Regions from separate parts of the Homo sapiens genome. Here region 2 is linked to region 1. Evidence: read pairs that join two places in POLR2A ChIA-PET (ENCODE). Cell type or tissue: GM12878. All regions are shown on one strand. Links, peaks and the distances in the headings refer to the core of each region. The heading gives the core; the rest is flanking DNA.

The links. Peaks named below come from ENCODE experiments on the same cell type or tissue, not always from the same donor. Only the 100,000 strongest peaks of a DNase experiment are listed, where the experiment ranks them.
Region 2: POLR2A ChIA-PET joins it to region 1 with 8 read pairs; 2 of 35 experiments call an interaction of 5 or more read pairs at or near these places.

The regions. Positions count from the first base shown.
Region 1 is chr3:171,681,185-171,689,663 of GRCh38, reverse strand. It overlaps PLD1 (phospholipase D1), which reads left to right. Exons shown (of 27, transcript NM_002662.5): 14 at 788-988; 15 at 2,080-2,293; 16 at 2,866-2,979. Among named protein-coding and RNA genes, the nearest start is that of PLD1, 130 kb to the left of the region's middle. In GM12878, for the core only: no CTCF peak of the experiment used is centred there; no DNase peak of the experiment used is centred there.
Region 2 is chr3:171,379,359-171,387,837 of GRCh38, reverse strand. All of the region lies in intron 1 of TNIK (TRAF2 and NCK interacting kinase), which reads left to right. Among named protein-coding and RNA genes, the nearest start is that of TNIK, 77 kb to the left of the region's middle. RefSeq lists an enhancer at 3,269-3,815. In GM12878, for the core only: no CTCF peak of the experiment used is centred there; a DNase peak (open chromatin) is centred at 3,993; H3K4me3 peaks cover 594 bases; H3K27ac peaks cover 344 bases.

The DNA of each region.
Region 1 (8,479 bases), core at 2,220-6,219:
CCAGGCATGGTGGTACACGCCTATAGTCCCAGCTACTCAGGAGGCTGAGGCAGAAGGATCGTTTGAGCTCAGGAATTCAAGGCTGCAGTGAGCTATGATCACGTGTCTACACTCCAGCCTCAGTGAGAGTGAGTCTCTGAGAAAGAAAGAAAGGAAGGAAGGAAGGAAGGAAGGAGGGAAGGAAGGAAAAGAGGAAAGTAGTTGCCAAAGCTTTTGTAATCTTTTTACCTAAAGGTAAATGAAAATAAGATAGGTCAGACTGGGATAATTTTGAAAGCAAGAGGTTACTAACTTCTCAAGGTACCTTTTAAATAAAGAGCTGCCAAAATATCTATATGCCTATATTCATATGCTTAATATTTCAATTCAATGACTGATAAAATATCAATATAATTCATTACACATTTTTCCAGAGATAAATAGTAGTTAAATATTTTTAGCTTTTTTTTTAGTACCAGATTTAACATAATCCTTACAGGGGGAAGGGAACCAGCTTTCAAATTGAGCTGACTGTTTTCTAATGTATTGCCAGACCTCAAGCTAAATGGCGGCTGCCCCAAAATATAGTATATGGGCGTGGGAGCTTGAAGAGTAAATAGGAGTCTTTTTTTTTTCTTTTTCTTTTTGCTAAATGCTGAGAATAAAATTATTTTCTTTGGTGTATACGTTGTACAGTTTGGTATTTGAATTATAGAAAATGCTTTTCAGGGAGAACACAGACCTATTTCATTATGACAGGAAGGACATTTCAAAAGCATATTATCAGTGGGGATTATTCCCTCTCAAGGTGATGAGACACCCGGATCATGTGTCATCCACCGTCTATTTGTGGGCTCACCATGAGAAGCTTGTCATCATTGACCAATCGGTGGCCTTTGTGGGAGGGATTGACCTGGCCTATGGAAGGTGGGACGACAATGAGCACAGACTCACAGACGTGGGCAGTGTGAAGCGGGTCACTTCAGGACCGTCTCTGGGTTCCCTCCCAGTAAGTATATTTAACCTTTATGGAAATGTATAACACGAACATAATTTGTATAAGTTTGTATTAGTAGCATGACTGATTGATTCATTGAATAAGAGATGGTGTCTCCTTGGAGGGGAAAAGAACATTTTAAGTCAATCATGAGACAGACCTGGTTTCAAACACCAGCTTCCCCACCTAGCTAGCTGTAACTTAGCATTGCTGAGTCTGTTCTTCTCTTGTAAGAAAAGAAAACAGATTCAGTGGAATTTTGGCTGTCCCATATTCAGCTTTGTTTTCCATTTTAATTAAGATTTATTTTTTATTCAGAAATAAGATTCATAAACAAAAATATGTGGCAATTGAGATTTAGGTAGTAAAAAGCCTTAAGTATCTGCCACAGTTTTTGGAAAGTTCCTACTTAAAGATATACAAAAACAGGATAGGTCAGTCTGGGGTCATTTAGAGGGAATTTGAGCCAGAAGTGAATAACTTCCCAAAGTGCCTTTTAAATAGAGCTGCCAAAATATCTGTATGTGTATATCAATCTGCTTGCTATTTCAACTAAATGGCTGCCAGAATATGAATACACTTATTAAAAAAAGTGTATATCAATCTGCTTGCTATTTCAACTAAATGGCTGCCAGAATATGAATACACTTATTAAAAAATTTGATGGGCTTCATCTTATTTACTGCTGGAAAATAGTGCAAAACTTATGCAAAAATAGCAATTTAGTGCATAAGGAACAGGGAAAATGATTGACAGAGGAAGCCTTGCTTACTTAATGTTTATTAGAGGAACAAGTTCAGGAGCTCAACACTGAATGTAACCCATGTAATTGTATTTGAGATTAAAAGTTTAATTGGAGTGAAATTTCAAGAATTTGGCCTACTGAAAAAAGACCATAGCAGAACTCCTCATATTCCTTTGGTAGTTTTTAAACAGTTCACAAGAATCCACCACTACCCTGTGGCTGACCTCAGACATTATTGCATGTCTGTTATAGAACCTCCATCATTTGTAAACTTTATACTTCAGCTCTACTTGAATTAAAGAACCACACTGCAGCATGTCTTATGCAGTGTCTTTTTTTAAAAAAAAATTTTTCTCAGCCTGCCGCAATGGAGTCTATGGAATCCTTAAGACTCAAAGATAAAAATGAGCCTGTTCAAAACCTACCCATCCAGAAGAGTATTGATGATGTGGATTCAAAACTGAAAGGAATAGGAAAGCCAAGAAAGTTCTCCAAATTTAGTCTCTACAAGCAGCTCCACAGGCACCACCTGCACGACGCAGATAGCATCAGCAGCATTGACAGCACCTCCAGTAAGTCATGGCCTTGACTAGAATTTATCTTAACTACCCACTGTTCTTCCATAGCCAGACACTACATACCTGTTTTTAAAATCTGTCTTTCTGTAATGGAGTAGAATGAGCAATGTTGAGAGGTCGCTATATCATTCTATTCAACCTCATGCCATTTGGTGGCTTTGTTTGCCTCATTTTAGAACAGATTTATTGTTTTATCCACACAAAAGTCATAACGACCACGATTACCACTTCTAATGGTAGCAGAATGACAAAGGGTTTCTAAAATATGCCAAGCCATAAAAGAAAAAGGTATTAGATGTACTTTATAAACTTTTCTTAGAAGAAATTACATTTATCTTCCTATCCAGAAATATATCAAGCTTATTTCGTCAAACATCAGACTTTCTACATCTTGTAAATTTACTATTCCTTTGAAATCCATCTTAAAGCCCTACAATTTTCTGTTGCACAGAATCTTAAGACTGATGTTATAGCCCTGCCTGGTTTTAAAAATGATCAGCTTTGCTTTCCAGTTTAGAAAATTTGATATTTGTATTTTTTTGTAAAAAAATTCTTAATTTCTCTAGGTTATTTTAATCACTATAGAAGTCATCACAATTTAATCCATGGTTTAAAACCCCACTTCAAACTCTTTCACCCGTCCAGTGAGTCTGAGCAAGGACTCACTAGACCTCATGCTGGTAAGTAATTTGTGAAGTGGCAGAACTCCCTTAGGCTTGAGCTTTGGTTGTGTTGTCTGCTGCATGGGCATAGTGAATGTGTTTCCAGATTGGCTTTCTGTTTGCAATTTTTATGCTACGTATATTATTGAGAGCCTGCTCTGTGCAAAGCATTCTGTAGTATCCAAGATCCCTACTCCCTAAGAACTTATAGCAGCAAAGACAAAACAGACCTAATAAGAGAAAATGCATGGCACATGCAATTCAATAGTGTCATGGAAGTTCTATGGAAGGAGGGAGGAATTCCTCTCTGATGATGCAGAAAGACTTTTTGAGGAGGGGACATTTGGGTTAGGCCTGGAAGTAATTTAATTGGGGTAGGTGATAGGAAGTCATTGCAAGTGAGGGAGGTGAGTTGAGCAAAGGTGCTGGAATGGGAAAGCACCAACTGCTTTCAAATTGTGTAAAATGCATTATTTAGCTAAAATGCAGTTTTTGATATAAGACTAAGAAGATATATGACATTCACATTTGGGAGCTGGAATTTTATTTGGTTAAAAATCTTTTTTTTTTTTTTTTTTTGAGATAGAGTCTTGCTCTGTCACCCAGGCTGCAGTGCAGTAGGGCCGTCTTGGCTCACTGCACCCTCCGCCTCCCAGGTTTTAGCGATTCTCCTGCCTCAGCTCAGCCTCCTGAGTAGCTGGGATTATAGGCGTGCATGACCGTGCCTGGCTAATTTTTGTACTTTTAGTAGAAATGGGGTTTTGCCATGTTGGCCAGGCTTGTGTTGAACCCCTGACCTCAAGTGATCCGTCTGCCTTGGCCTCCGAAAGTGCTGGGATTACAGGTGTGAGCCACCGCTCCTGGCCAGTTAAAAATCTTGAAGGCCTTTGGGTGGATGTGTCATGCTGTGTGAATTTTCAGAAATTACAATCTGATAGCCTTTGGTAAGAAGATACTCCAGATACTCGAGGAATTAATGAATGACTAATAAGTTTAACTTGTGGTGGGAATAAAGAAGGATTTGGCCGCTGGTCAGATATGGGGATAAGTAATCATCATAATAAATGACACTAGTAAGATCATAAGCTAACATTTATTTTGCACAGACTCTATCCATCACTGCCCTGAGTAGTTGCAGTGCTTGGTAGTGATATTGTCATCTCCTTTTTACAGATGAAGAAACTCAGGGTTAGAGATGATACATGACCTGCCCAATGGAGTTCCAATTTATCATCCTCCCAGTGCCCATAATTAAGACCTGTGATTTAGCAGAAATAAAGATTACTATGTTATGCTTTTTTGGCTAGAACCTAAGGCCAGGGCTCTCATGTCCTGTTTAGCAGATGAGAGTTACAGTCTAGCTCACATGCCTGAATGTGAGTCACCTGTGGCTTGCAGGTGCTAATGAACCTGAAAAATTATGCTAGACTTTGAGTAATGATTCCCAGCATTCTTTCATCTAGGGCAGGGGTGTCCAATCTTTTGGCTTCCGTGGACCACATTGGAAGAAGAATTGTCTTGGGCCACACATAAAATATACTAACACTAATGATAGCTGATGAGCTAAAAAAAGTTGCAAAAAAAAATTACAATGTTTAAGAAAGTTTGTGAATTCGTGTTGGGCCACATTCAAAGCCATCCCGGGCCGCATGTGGCCCACAGGCTGTGGGTTGGACAAGCTTGGTCCAGCTACGCTGCATTTTAAAAAATGCAATAATCAACTACACACAATGAACTAAAACTTCAGTGTAACTGTTAAATAAATTTGTGTCTATAAATCATAACAGCATCGATATATATTTAAGAATGGAGAAGAGGCCAGGTGCAGTGACTCACACCTGTAATCCCAGCAATTTGGGAGGCTGAAGCAGGAGGATTGCTTGAGCCCAGGAATTCAAGACCATCTTCGGCAACGCAGTGAAACCCCCTCTCTACAAAAATTAGCTGAGTGTGGTGGCATGCATCTGTTGTCCCAGCTTTTCTGGCAGCTGAGGTGGGAGAATTGCTGGAGCCTGGAAGGCAGAGGTTGCAGTGAGCTGAGATCATGCCACTGCAGTCCAGCCTGGGTGACAGAGGGAGACCCTCTCTCACACACACAAAAACAATTTTTAAATTTTTGAAAAATAAAAATGGAGAAGAACAAATATGGGGAGACATATATTTATTTAGCATACACCTAGTACTGGGTGTATGTGTGGATTCAGGGACAACTCCCAGTAATTCCTGTGCATGACAAAGCTTCAAAGTCCTGGGAAGTAGGAGGCCTCTGGGAAATCTAGGAAGCCAGGTCAAGAGTGCATGCAGTGGCCGATATTAGAGGTAAAGGGTTGGAAACAGCTCCAGGTAGTGCCTTATCGTTTCAATGTGTAACTTTGCTGCTTTATTACTGAAGTTAAAAATGAAGTGGAGGAAAGGAGGTTGCCAACCCATGAAGATTATGGATCTGAATTATGACTGATAGTGTTGCTGGCAATAGGATTGACAGCAAGTGGAAAAGATGTGAGTGAGGTGCTGAGTCCAGTAAGTAACTCACGCCTACCCCAGGTTGACAGAGGTGATATCCACAGTGGTGATCTGAGACACTGATCATACATGTGTATGGTGTTGCTGATGAAAAGTACCCTTGACATCTGTTTACAACCCCTCACTGATAAACTGAATATATGTCTAGTGTAGCATTGTTGAGAGACAGAGAGAGAGATAGAGAGAGAGAACAACCTAAACGTCAAAGAGTAGGGAAATGGTGAAGAACATAATGAATGGTAACAAATGGTTCATCTCTTTTATGGAATTGGGCAATGATTACAACTGTAGTTGGGGATACAAAAATAAACATAGAAGATTTATTTATTTAATTAAATAAGTGTTTATTGAGTTTCTGTTATATGCCAATCACTATTCTGGGTGCTAGAGATGTGGTGAATAAAACAGATGAAGTGCAATTAACTAGTTGGAGGGTAAGGATGGGAACTGTGTATACAAATAGAGAGTCAAACACATTTCAGGTGGTGATAATTATCACGGAGAATAGTTGAGCATGATCCGGGAGGAAGAGCATAGGAGAAGAGTTACTATTTTGTAAAGGCTCATCGGAGAATACATCTCTCATGAGGTTAGTTTTCAGCTGACATCGAAAGAAAGAGAAGAATGAGGATAAGAAACTGAGAGAGGGTGTTTCCGACAGAAGGAATAGCAAGTATGAAAGGCCATGAGGTAGAGGGGTTGGGTGTGTTCCAGGAATACGGCTGTAGTGAAGTGGGCTAGGAGAGGATGATAAGAACAAAATCAGAGAGGTGGGCTGGGGTGGGTTATGTGAGGTCTTGCAGACCACTGTAAGATTTTGACCCTGAGTGAGATAGGAAGTCATCGGATGGTCTTGAGCGAAGGGTAGGCGAGGGCTGACTTACATTTTCCAAGGATCATTCTTCAGAGCAGACCAGGGTGGCAAATGGTGACTCTGCAGGTTGTGAATATATTTTGAGGGTCGAGCTGACAGCATTTGCCGATGAACTAGATACAAGATGTGAGAGATGGAGAGGACTCCAAATCTTTGGCCCCACTGGAAAGATGGAATTTCCATGAACTGAAATGAGGTGGCTATGGGAAGAGCAAGGAAAATTTGAGGACAATTGCCACTGTATCAAAATATGTTCGTGAAGGCAGCTGACAAAGGACATTCAATGATGCTATCTTTGTTAGGAAGATGGAGCGTGAGGTGATTTATTTTTTTCCCACATTGTTGGTACTGTTTTCATTTTACTTTTATAGTCAAATATAAATACAAATTTAATTTTTTAAAATGAAAACAGTTTACCTAAAAAGAAAAGCCAAAGGATCATGGGGTCCTTCTAGAGCAGTGCTTTCCAAAGTCGATTCCTTGGATCCTGGAGTTTTTAAAAGGCTTTGAGGAGAACATTGAAGTAGGTGAACCCCAGGACCCTCCCACAGCTATTGGTACCTCTTCAACCAGAACAATCCCACTTGTATCTGTTTTAATTATTGGAGTTCCTTCTGAACTTGTTTTCAAAAAAGAAAAGTTCTACTAAAAAAATGAAGGAAGTTTAAAGAGCAAGGCTCTAGATTTAAATCATGTAATACCTTAAAAACTCAGGTTGCCTTATAAAACTTGAAACCCAAATTAAGCATGGAGTGACTCTTCGTTAGAAATTTAAAACTGAATATGAACTTGAGTTAATGACTTCCTTTTCCTGAGAATGCAAAGAGAGTTAGCCTCTCTGCAATATCAATTTCACTTGACCGCATATGACCATGTTGAATTGGGCTCCTTGTTGAATTAAACCTCCTGGTGTCATACAGAAATCAGTGTGGAGTGAACATCACTATGGGTTTTTATATAGAAAAACTGCACTAAAAACGTGGTTAGGAATCATATCTGAAATATATGTTTTTCAAAATCACTCAGTCATTTTCAAGATTTTTTTTCATTCAGAATTATGTTCTAAGAGGGAGAATTTTGCTTGATACTATTTTTAAAGTGTTGAATTTTATTCCCTTTCTTTCTTTCTTTCTTTCTTTTTCTTTCTTTCTTTCTTTCTTTCTTTCTTTCTTTCTTTCTTTCTTTCTTTCTTTCTTTTTCTTTCTGTATTATACTTTAAGTTCTGGGATACACGTGCAGAACATGCAGGTTTGTTACATAGGTATACAAGTGCCACAGTGGTTTGCTGCACCCATCAACCTGTCATCTACATTAAGTGTTTCTCCTAATGCTATTCAGCAACTATGTGCTGATCTTTTCCTTTTAAGCAATATTAAATAGGTAAGTGAGGGAAAAATTATTTTTGCAATTTAGTTGAGACAGGCTTTTCAAATTTGAATGTCTCGTCACAAGGGATAATATTAAGCTGTTTCTAAACTGTTCTTAGGAATGCAATGGATAGGATGTGTAAGATTCATCTAGTGCTGTTAAATAGCTTGTTATCTAATAGGTGAGCATGAGTTTTAAATATTTTACAAACCTAATATTTTAGTAATTCATTGAGGGAAGATACTCCTACTGCAAGAGTCATCATTGATCCACAGACGAAATACAGGTCTACAAACCCTTAACCACGATTCTAAATTCCAAAAAATTTTGAAAACCAAAATATTTTTTAAAATATAACTTGTTCAGTGCCTGTATTGGAACTGGCCTTGAACATATGTAGAAATTCGGTAGGTAGAGACTAAAAAGGTAGAAAAACAGGCATTTTAGGTAGATACTACATCTTAAGACCCAGATATAGGAAATGCAAAAGTATTTATTTCGGCATCTCAGACTGAGTGTAGAATGTGGTAAATACATATAGGTCTATAATCTCTCATACAAAATCCTTGGAATCAGATTTCAGAAATCAGAAAGTTCTGGATTTTAGAAAGGTAATACAATACCTATACCCTCTACTATATTACACTCCCAGCAGGATCCAGGAAATACCTGGAATGTAGGCAAACCATTTATGTTTGTGCAACACCAAGTGGGATCAATAAAGATAATAAATAACCTCTTGTCAGTTCAGGT
Region 2 (8,479 bases), core at 2,444-6,443, 300 kb after region 1:
CGCAAAGGGGAGAACTAATGTTTCCTGGCCAGTGCTAATTAGAAACTTCATATGCCTCACTCCTAGTGGTTTGAAATTCATAATCCTACAGGTGGCTTTGATTTAAGCCAAATAGTTCTGTTCAAGAGAGAAAGATTACTGTAATGACGCAGATTTTTCACTTCAATTGTTGTCATTATTCTTAATTCATTATTTGACTTAATAATCAGCTGCACAAAATCCATCTCTTCCTAAAAATATCCCCAGACACATACTCCTTAAGTTTCTTATCTCATAAAAGCATTTGAGTATAGTGACTGAGAAGGGCACATGAGAGGGATTTTGAAAGAACTATCCCTAGAAAGATTTGAAACAAAATGTGGAAGATGTAAGAGCCGATGTCAGGTTTTGGAGATGTGGCTGTAGGCTTGCTTTAGTTACACACACTGGCAAACACTGGTATCTCAATGTAGGAGACACTCTATCTACTAGCATTATGTAGTTAGCATTGCACTATAGTATGGTTAATGACTGAGTGGAATTCAGTAATTAAGAGTGAGAATTTCTGCACTAATAAAAGACACTTACCTCTACTGCCTCTCAAGTAGGCCTTCATTTCTGAACTTTGAACCACTCCTAGAACAGGGAACTGATAGTTTAATTGTTGGGTTGCTTATGTCTGTTTCCTCATTCTTCTAAATTGAAGCTGCCCTCTTAATGATTAAATTATTTTTTCAAACTTTTAAATTGTAAAATATGTACTGAAAAGTGCACAAAGCAAACATGCTCAGCTTATTTAATTAGCACCAGTGTGACCATCTCTCTATTTAAGGAATAGAATTGCTCTATTATTTGCCTCACAGAAAAACCTCCCTAATCCAGAGACCTGGGAGGAGCAGGGACATTTTATATTGCTGAAAGGTAAGACAATAATAATTTTTGAAGAATCTTATTCCCTTTTAGGTTTAGACAATAACTGAGAAACCCTGGAGTGGCAAAGTTTTTCAACAGAGGTCCTGGAACACCACCTTTAGCAGAGAACACTGGCTTTGATAGAGATGTCTAATTGTAATTAGCAAGTGACTGGATGTGAATGATACTTGACTGAAGATTTTTAAAAATGAGATTTCCTTTTTTATGTTATTACTTTTCTTGAAATCTATTCTATATGGACAATAGACAATTAAACTTCTGTTCAGCTCTAATTTCAGTAATTGCAAATTCTGAATGAGTAGAGGTGAAATAAGAAGCATTTATTGTGTTTGAAAATTAGGGCTATAAATGGTATAGGTGAGCAATACACTTCTGAATGTCTTTATCAAAACATCCCTGTGGGTAAAGAAGAGGAAACTGGAAACCCTAGAGATTCTGGTGGACTGACTGAGAAACCTCCACTGCAAACCAGAAATTTGTTAGCATCTTTGTGTTTTATTTTTAAACTTGATACAAACTTATTCATGTTTAATTTAACATATTAAAAAACACCACGAACACCAAAGTTTTTATGGAAAATAGGCTTTCCAAAAAGATATGCCGTGGTTGAATGCAGCTTCACAGATTCTCTGGGACCCAGCTGGTACTCTCAGAGGAAGGTATATTTAATGATGTGAAGATACATGTATTCATCTCTCTCCGAGTTATTTATTTATTTCACAAGAAAAAGTAAACAACAACTTATAAATATTTTCTTGTTGTTGATCTTGGTAAAATTATTTACTTAACCAGCATTTATGAAGGTCCCCCTGTAGCCTAGGTACAGTGCATGTAGCTAAAGATATTAACATGAATGGAGCCCAGCTTCAGCTTTGGAAGGAGCAGGAGCATAGCTGAGTGGGGAATACGGATGTAAACAAGTTATTACATCAGAGTCATTTATGTATTTGTTCATTTGCCTGGGAGAAGTGAGGCCTCAAACAGCATTTTGTTCAAAAAAATGACTGGCTTATATTCTTTATCGCATGCATGTCTGCCATTTTGTCATAGCCATGTGTGTTCAATACTTGAAATCCATTTGCCTTATGAAATGCTTACGGAATCCTGATTTCTAGAAATAATTTAAAGTTTGCTGAATGCATATGCTGTCCTATAAGTGATAGGATTGTTTTATCATTTCTGACAGAAATGATACATGCAATTAACATGTGTTCTTTTAAAATAATACTATTAACAAAGCAAGTTTATCCCCTCTACTGATATCTCTGTCTGTGTACCCAAATCCTGCAGGTATTTTAAAGTCTAGCTTGGTGCCCACCTTTTCCATTCAGCTCCGCTTGACTGTGTCAGTTTGTATCGATTTCCTGCCTGTCTGAACTCTCTTTGCATTTATGTTATGTTCTGCTTGTCTGACTTGTTAGAGCAGAGATCCCAAACTCCATCCTTTCTCCTTTCTTGAGCAGGGTTCTTGAGAAATGGATGATGGAGGTTCCTCCAGCAAATGTTTCCTCTGTGTTCCTCGTCAGAGTGGCTGCCACACACCTCCGTCTAGTCTCAGGCCTCTGCCCTGACAGTCGTGAGACTCCCTTCTGATTTCTCTCTTAACCCCTAGGCTGAGAGGGCCCCAGGTTTGCTGTGAATTCCTTTTCTTCTAGGGCCCAGCTGGTGTCCCCTCCCACTCCTATCCCAGTATTTTCAAAGCAGTAGATACCTCAGTCATCAGCCCACTGAGAAGGCAGAGCTACTTGTCCCCTTTGGCTCACTCTTCATTCTTTCCACTAAAACTCCATCCTCAAACCAGTGGCCTTAATGTACCGTTTTGACCTCCGTGTGCCCTTCATGTTTGGCCACCTTTGAGTGTGAGCTCAGTTTGTGATGGGTATGTTGTATTTTAGTGTTACTTGATAAACACCGACTTAATCATTTCTTTGTATTTGGCAAAATTCCTTCATTCTCTTTAGCTCATTTTAACTTTAGAATAACTTTAGTTCAACTCTGAGAGGCAAGCAGGCTGCCTTTATTCTTATTTCTACTTGATAGGAAAAGACACCAAAGGCTAAAAAATATTAGTGGCCTTGTTCAATGTCAGAAAAATTATAAACGATGAAGTCATTTTCAGTCATGTGCTCTTCTAAAACACAGTTCTTTTGCTTCTCTTCATTTATATTTCATGTATTTTAATCTATTTTTACTAATCTGACATGTCACTTGAGGGCCAGCTCATGCCATAAATATCTGAATCCTTTAAAACACCAAACAGTTCAACTTAACCAAACATTTATTGGATATAAAGTGTAGTCATTTCCTCATTTAGTGAGAGTCTTTATGTATTAGACTCCCCGTTGGATGTTTTCTATGTTTCCCCTCATTCTCATCATATCTCTGCTGGGTAGATTTTATCAATACTTTGGTACCATTAATATGCATTGGGATAACTTGGGAATCTTATTAAAATGTTAATCCTGATGCAGTAGGTCTGGGCAGGGCCCAGATTTCTGCATTTGTAACAAGGTTCCCAGATGAGTTGGATGGTCATGGGTGCAGTCTGAGTAGCATGCTGTTTATAGGTGAAGAGACTTTGGCTCTAAGAGATTAAGTGATTTTTCAAAGATAACACAACTGGAAGTGGTAAAGCCTTATTCAAATGCTGATCTTGCTCCCTGGAGAGTTGCCTTCCAAGTGCAGTAAGACAGATACATTCAAAGCGATCTTTGGAATGTACTTTAATGTGGAATTTACTCTAATGGAGTGTAATGGGAGGACCTTAGGTAGGAACTATGATTTGAATCTGATCTCAAAAGACTGGTAAGGCTTTGACTGACAAAGATGGGACAAAAGGACTTTTTGGATAGCAAGAACAAAAAGGGAACAAGGACACAGAATGCGGGAGTGTACAGAACATCTTCTGGGAATGGTGAGCTGGAGGCTGTAGCTGATGCCTGGGGAGAGGTGTGCTGTAGCTTTAAAGGGAGGCTGAGGTTGGATGGGAGAGCAGAGTAGACCGGGGAACCACTGGGAGATTTGGAGGACAGTGTCTGTGATAGCACATTGTAGGTGCTCAGGAAATGTGCACTGGTTGATTGAATGTAATCTAGTTTTTAGTCATCTGTTGCCCATGTTGCACCATTGAGATCTCCACAGAATTCTGTGGCCTGGCTGAAACGCCACAGAATTACCCCAAGATGACCTTTACTGTTGTTTATATAGAGCTTTCTTAATAGTCTCTTTGCCTTTGGCAATATAGGACATATTACTTTTTCCTCCCTTTCCAAATTTTTTTTTGGCTAAGAAAATGCTGCTTTTGCACAGACCAATAATACACATTCTTCTTAAAAGAAGCATTGTTCCTTCAGTAGCAACTTGTAATGGGAAAAGTGGAACAAAGACAAAATGCAATTCTGGTCTGAATGGAGACCAGTTTTTCTTTGTGTGAATAACCAGCATTCCAGTCAGGTTGCCACAGTGATGCTGAGATTATAACTGTTCATGCCAGCAGTCAGAGAACGTTGCCCAATTAGTTATTCTCAGCTGCTAGGTTACCTTGACAGTGGCTCAAAAAGCAGGTTTTGAGTTCAAAGACACTCAAAAAAGAGCAGTCGAGGACTTGCAATTCTGTTGCCCTCAGTGGGGTGCAGAGACCACAAGCTCCAGCATGCTCTGGTTTAGGCCATGTAGGTGTAGTCAGCCTTGTGAACGTAGGCACCTTGTAAAAATTCTGGTCTTTCCTTGCCCCCTGTATCATCAGCCAGCTTTGGAAGGGATTTTACTGTTTCTGGGAGCTGCCTTCAGATATTGCACATGGGAGACAGTGAGGAGAATGTATGTTTTGGCATTGGAGGCTCTTGTAGCCTCGCTTTTTTTCTCTTGTGAGCAATCTACTTCACAGGATTGATGCAGAGATGAAATAAAATAACCTTTGCAAAATACCCTGCATAATGTCTGGGGCATGGGGAGACATTCAGTGTGAAGCAGTTCTTCTCAAATATTGTTTCAAAAGTTACAAAGCATTATACAATATGATTATTATTATCATCAGTTTCTGGTCTTTTCTATTCTTTCAGTCAGAGTAGAGTAGGATAGGATATGGTAATGAACACTCTTAGAGGCTTTATATAACTAAAGTTTATTTCTCGACCATGCCACATGCCTAGAGTGGGTCAGTAGAGGACTCCATTCATCAGCTATCCAAGTACCAGACTAATGGAGGCATCATGTCCACATATGCTTCCACAGTCATCACAATGATTTGAACTGTCAGTCACATATTCCATCTGGAAGTGGAACATCACTTCCATGCACACTTTATTAGCCAAAGTAAATCATGTGGCCCCAGCCAGCTTCAAGAGGGGTAGGGAAGTGCCATCCTATAACATGCCAGCAGGAGGAGAAATAGAACATTTATTCAGGCCGGGCACGGTGGCTCATGCCTATAATCCCAGCACTTTGGGAGGCTGAGGCGAGGGGATTACCTGAGGTCAGGAGTTTGAGACCAGCCTGGCCAACATGGTGAAACCCTGTCTCTCCTAAAAATACAAAAATTAGCTGAGCATGGTGGCATACGCCTGTAATCTTAACTACTTCAGAGGCTGAGGCAGAAGAATTGCTTGAGCCCGGGAGACGGAGGTTGCAGTGAGCTGAGATCATGCCACTGCCCTCCAGCCTGGCTGACAGAGCGAGACTGTCTCAAAAAAAAAAAAAAAAAAAAAAGATGTATTCAACAACCTTAGAGACTGCCACCTCTACCAAAGAGCAAAAGGCTAATGGAGAAGAGTCCTTTAAAGAAGGAATGTTAGTTAAACATAAATGAATAAAAATATCTGAACAGTAAACTTCAAAGTAAATCAATTAGATTTCAGCTGCTTCAAACAGAAAACTCAAAATATTAGTGGGTTAAGGAAGATAGAAGTTTGTTTCTCTTTCAAGATAAAGAAGTTCAGACATAGGCAGCTTAGCGGTAGCATGGTAGCTCCATGATCGTCAGAACCATAGGATCATTTTATTGTTCCGCTATAACAATCTTAGCATAAGGCTTCCATTCTTAAATTCACCTCAGGATCAGAAATGGCTGTAGTGTTCTAGCCATTACATCTGCATTCCAGGCAGCAGGAAGGAGGAGGGAGGAAGACAGAAGAACCCTTCTCCCAGCTAAGTCAGCTCCATTTGGGCAGCCCTTCTGAATGCCCCACACAGTAATTCTGCTTACATACCATTGGCCAGAATTTAGTCATGTATTCATTCCTAGCTTCAGTGGGACAAGGGCATGTAGATTTTGAGCTGGGTGCATTTCCTCCCAAATAAAATTGGAATTTTTGTTAAGGAGCAAGGGGAGAATGAATATTGGGTGGCATTGATCCATCTCTGTTACAGTAACTTAAGATGCAAGCTTTAGTTAAGTAGGAATGACACAGAAAAGATTGCTCTATACACTGTCATTTTCCATTCTATGCTCTGCAGAATATCAGTGCTTAGAGGAGATACAAAGCTTCCTTAAGGAGTGTTCTGTGGCCAGACAAGTTAGGAAAATATGAAAAGCTTTGCCCTGTCTTGGAGATTCACAGGGTACATTAACACATTAAAAGCTTTGAGAGGCCTTGCAGTAAAGAAACCCCTAACCTGCTAATCTTTTTAACCTAGTGTTCCCAAACTTATTTGACAGTGGAAATTCAACACCCATGGAAATCTGGAGGGACAAAAGGACTGGCTTTAGCTTCTTGAGTCTGCCAAAAAGCTTTTAGATCCTTGAACAGATGGTATAAATCCCCCGTTCCAAAATGTTATCTGCCTTGCAAAACTAATAAGCAAGCAAATAAATTTGTATGTCCTTCACGGTGGCCTAGCCATAGATATAAAAGCTTGAAAAAAAAATAGATGCAAATGAAGCCCTGTTATTAACATCTGTATGAGATTTATAAGAGTTGGTATTGGTCAGCCATCTGTACCATTACTGGTGACACCAAGTGATGGACTAAGATTGGTTTGTACCTCTGCCAGATGACAGGTCCCTGCTCCAGGTAGCTATTATTGGGCTCCTGGCTGTTCCTACATGGCTCTGGGCCATCTCACCCTTCTCTGGAAATGGGAGAGTAACAGATGATCTAATCAACCAGCCAATATTTCCCTACTCATAGAAAAGTCCTGGGCCCTTGGCCGAAAGGCATTAACCCTGCCCCTTTCAGTGTGCACAACTCTTGCCCTCATCAGAGGTTCCCTCTGCAAAGGGCAAAGAAGGAAGCTCACTGTATTGTGAAGAGGGGTGGGGACAGGTAGGCAGCTGGTAAAGGGGGCCTCATACTCCTATTAGACTTAGAATAGAGTTAGGTCCCTTTTACCTAAAAGTTTCACCTCTGCCTGTAATCAACTTCATGGTTGCTTATAGGTGTAGGAAGAACAGTTGAAAATTCTTTCAAGCAAATAACGTGTCATTGGTCTGTTGTAAGCAGGTGGTAAATGAGTATCTCTGGGGGAATGGTCCCGTTAAGGCTCTTCTTCCAAAACAGAACCTTGAATTGTTTCCTAATCTTTCTTTCTTAATTATTTAGGTAACCAGCTCTTGTCTTTAAATCCATCTCCTGCAGTTGCTATCTTTTTCTTCATCTAAGTATCTTCAAAAAGGCAAAAGGCCAAAATATTTGCTAGTCTGGTTCCCATCATTTCCACCTCGTTTTGCTGGAAATACTGGAAAGTTACCCTGTCCTGACAGGTCTGGAAGGATCCCATGTTTGCAAATCTTTGTAAACTGTATGATACATTTTCCCAAACAGCTGTATAATCTCTGCAACAACCTGATGATGGGAGGGAAGGGACCAGGTTGAGCAGGGGCTGGGGTTGGGGGTGGTCATGTGCATATTGACCTTTAAAGCAACTTGCGTGTGTGTGTGTGTGTGTGTGTGTGTGTGCGCGTGTGTGTGTGTGTGTTTTGACCAAGTTTCGCTTTTGTCGCTCAGGCTGGAGTGCAGTGGCGTGATCTCAGCTCACTGCAACCTCCACCTCCCTGGTTCAAGCGATGCTCCTGCCTCAGCCTCCTGAGTAGCTGGGATTATAGGCGTGTACCACCACGCCCAGCTAATTTTTGTATTTTTAGTAGAAATGGGGTTTCACCATGTTGGTCAGGCTGGTCTCGAACTCCTGACCTCGTGATCTGCCCGCCTCAGCCTCCCAAAGTGCTGGGATTACAGGCGTGAGCCACTGTGTCCGGCCTGCATGTATGCTTCTTAAAAGACTTTTTTAGAAGAGCTGAGAAAAATTACAGGAGGTGATGGAGAGAGCTATCCTTCTCCAATATCTGTCTTGTGGCTTAGTACCCTGAAGAGTTTTCTTAACTTGCCTTATGGAGTTGGTGTGCCTTTCTCTGACTCTGAATGTGTTAGAAAACAGTCTCTGAACACACAGTTGGGGCTTGTGCATTCCTTGTGTGCACAAGCAGGTTTGTAGTCGTGACTTGGGAATTTCAGGTCAAGAAGCATGAGAAGGGCTGGCCAGTGAATCCCAGCAGCTGACAAAGGATTAAAATAGCTGTGCTATGCACCAAAATCAGAAAAAATATTCAAGTCAGTGTTACAAGAAGTCC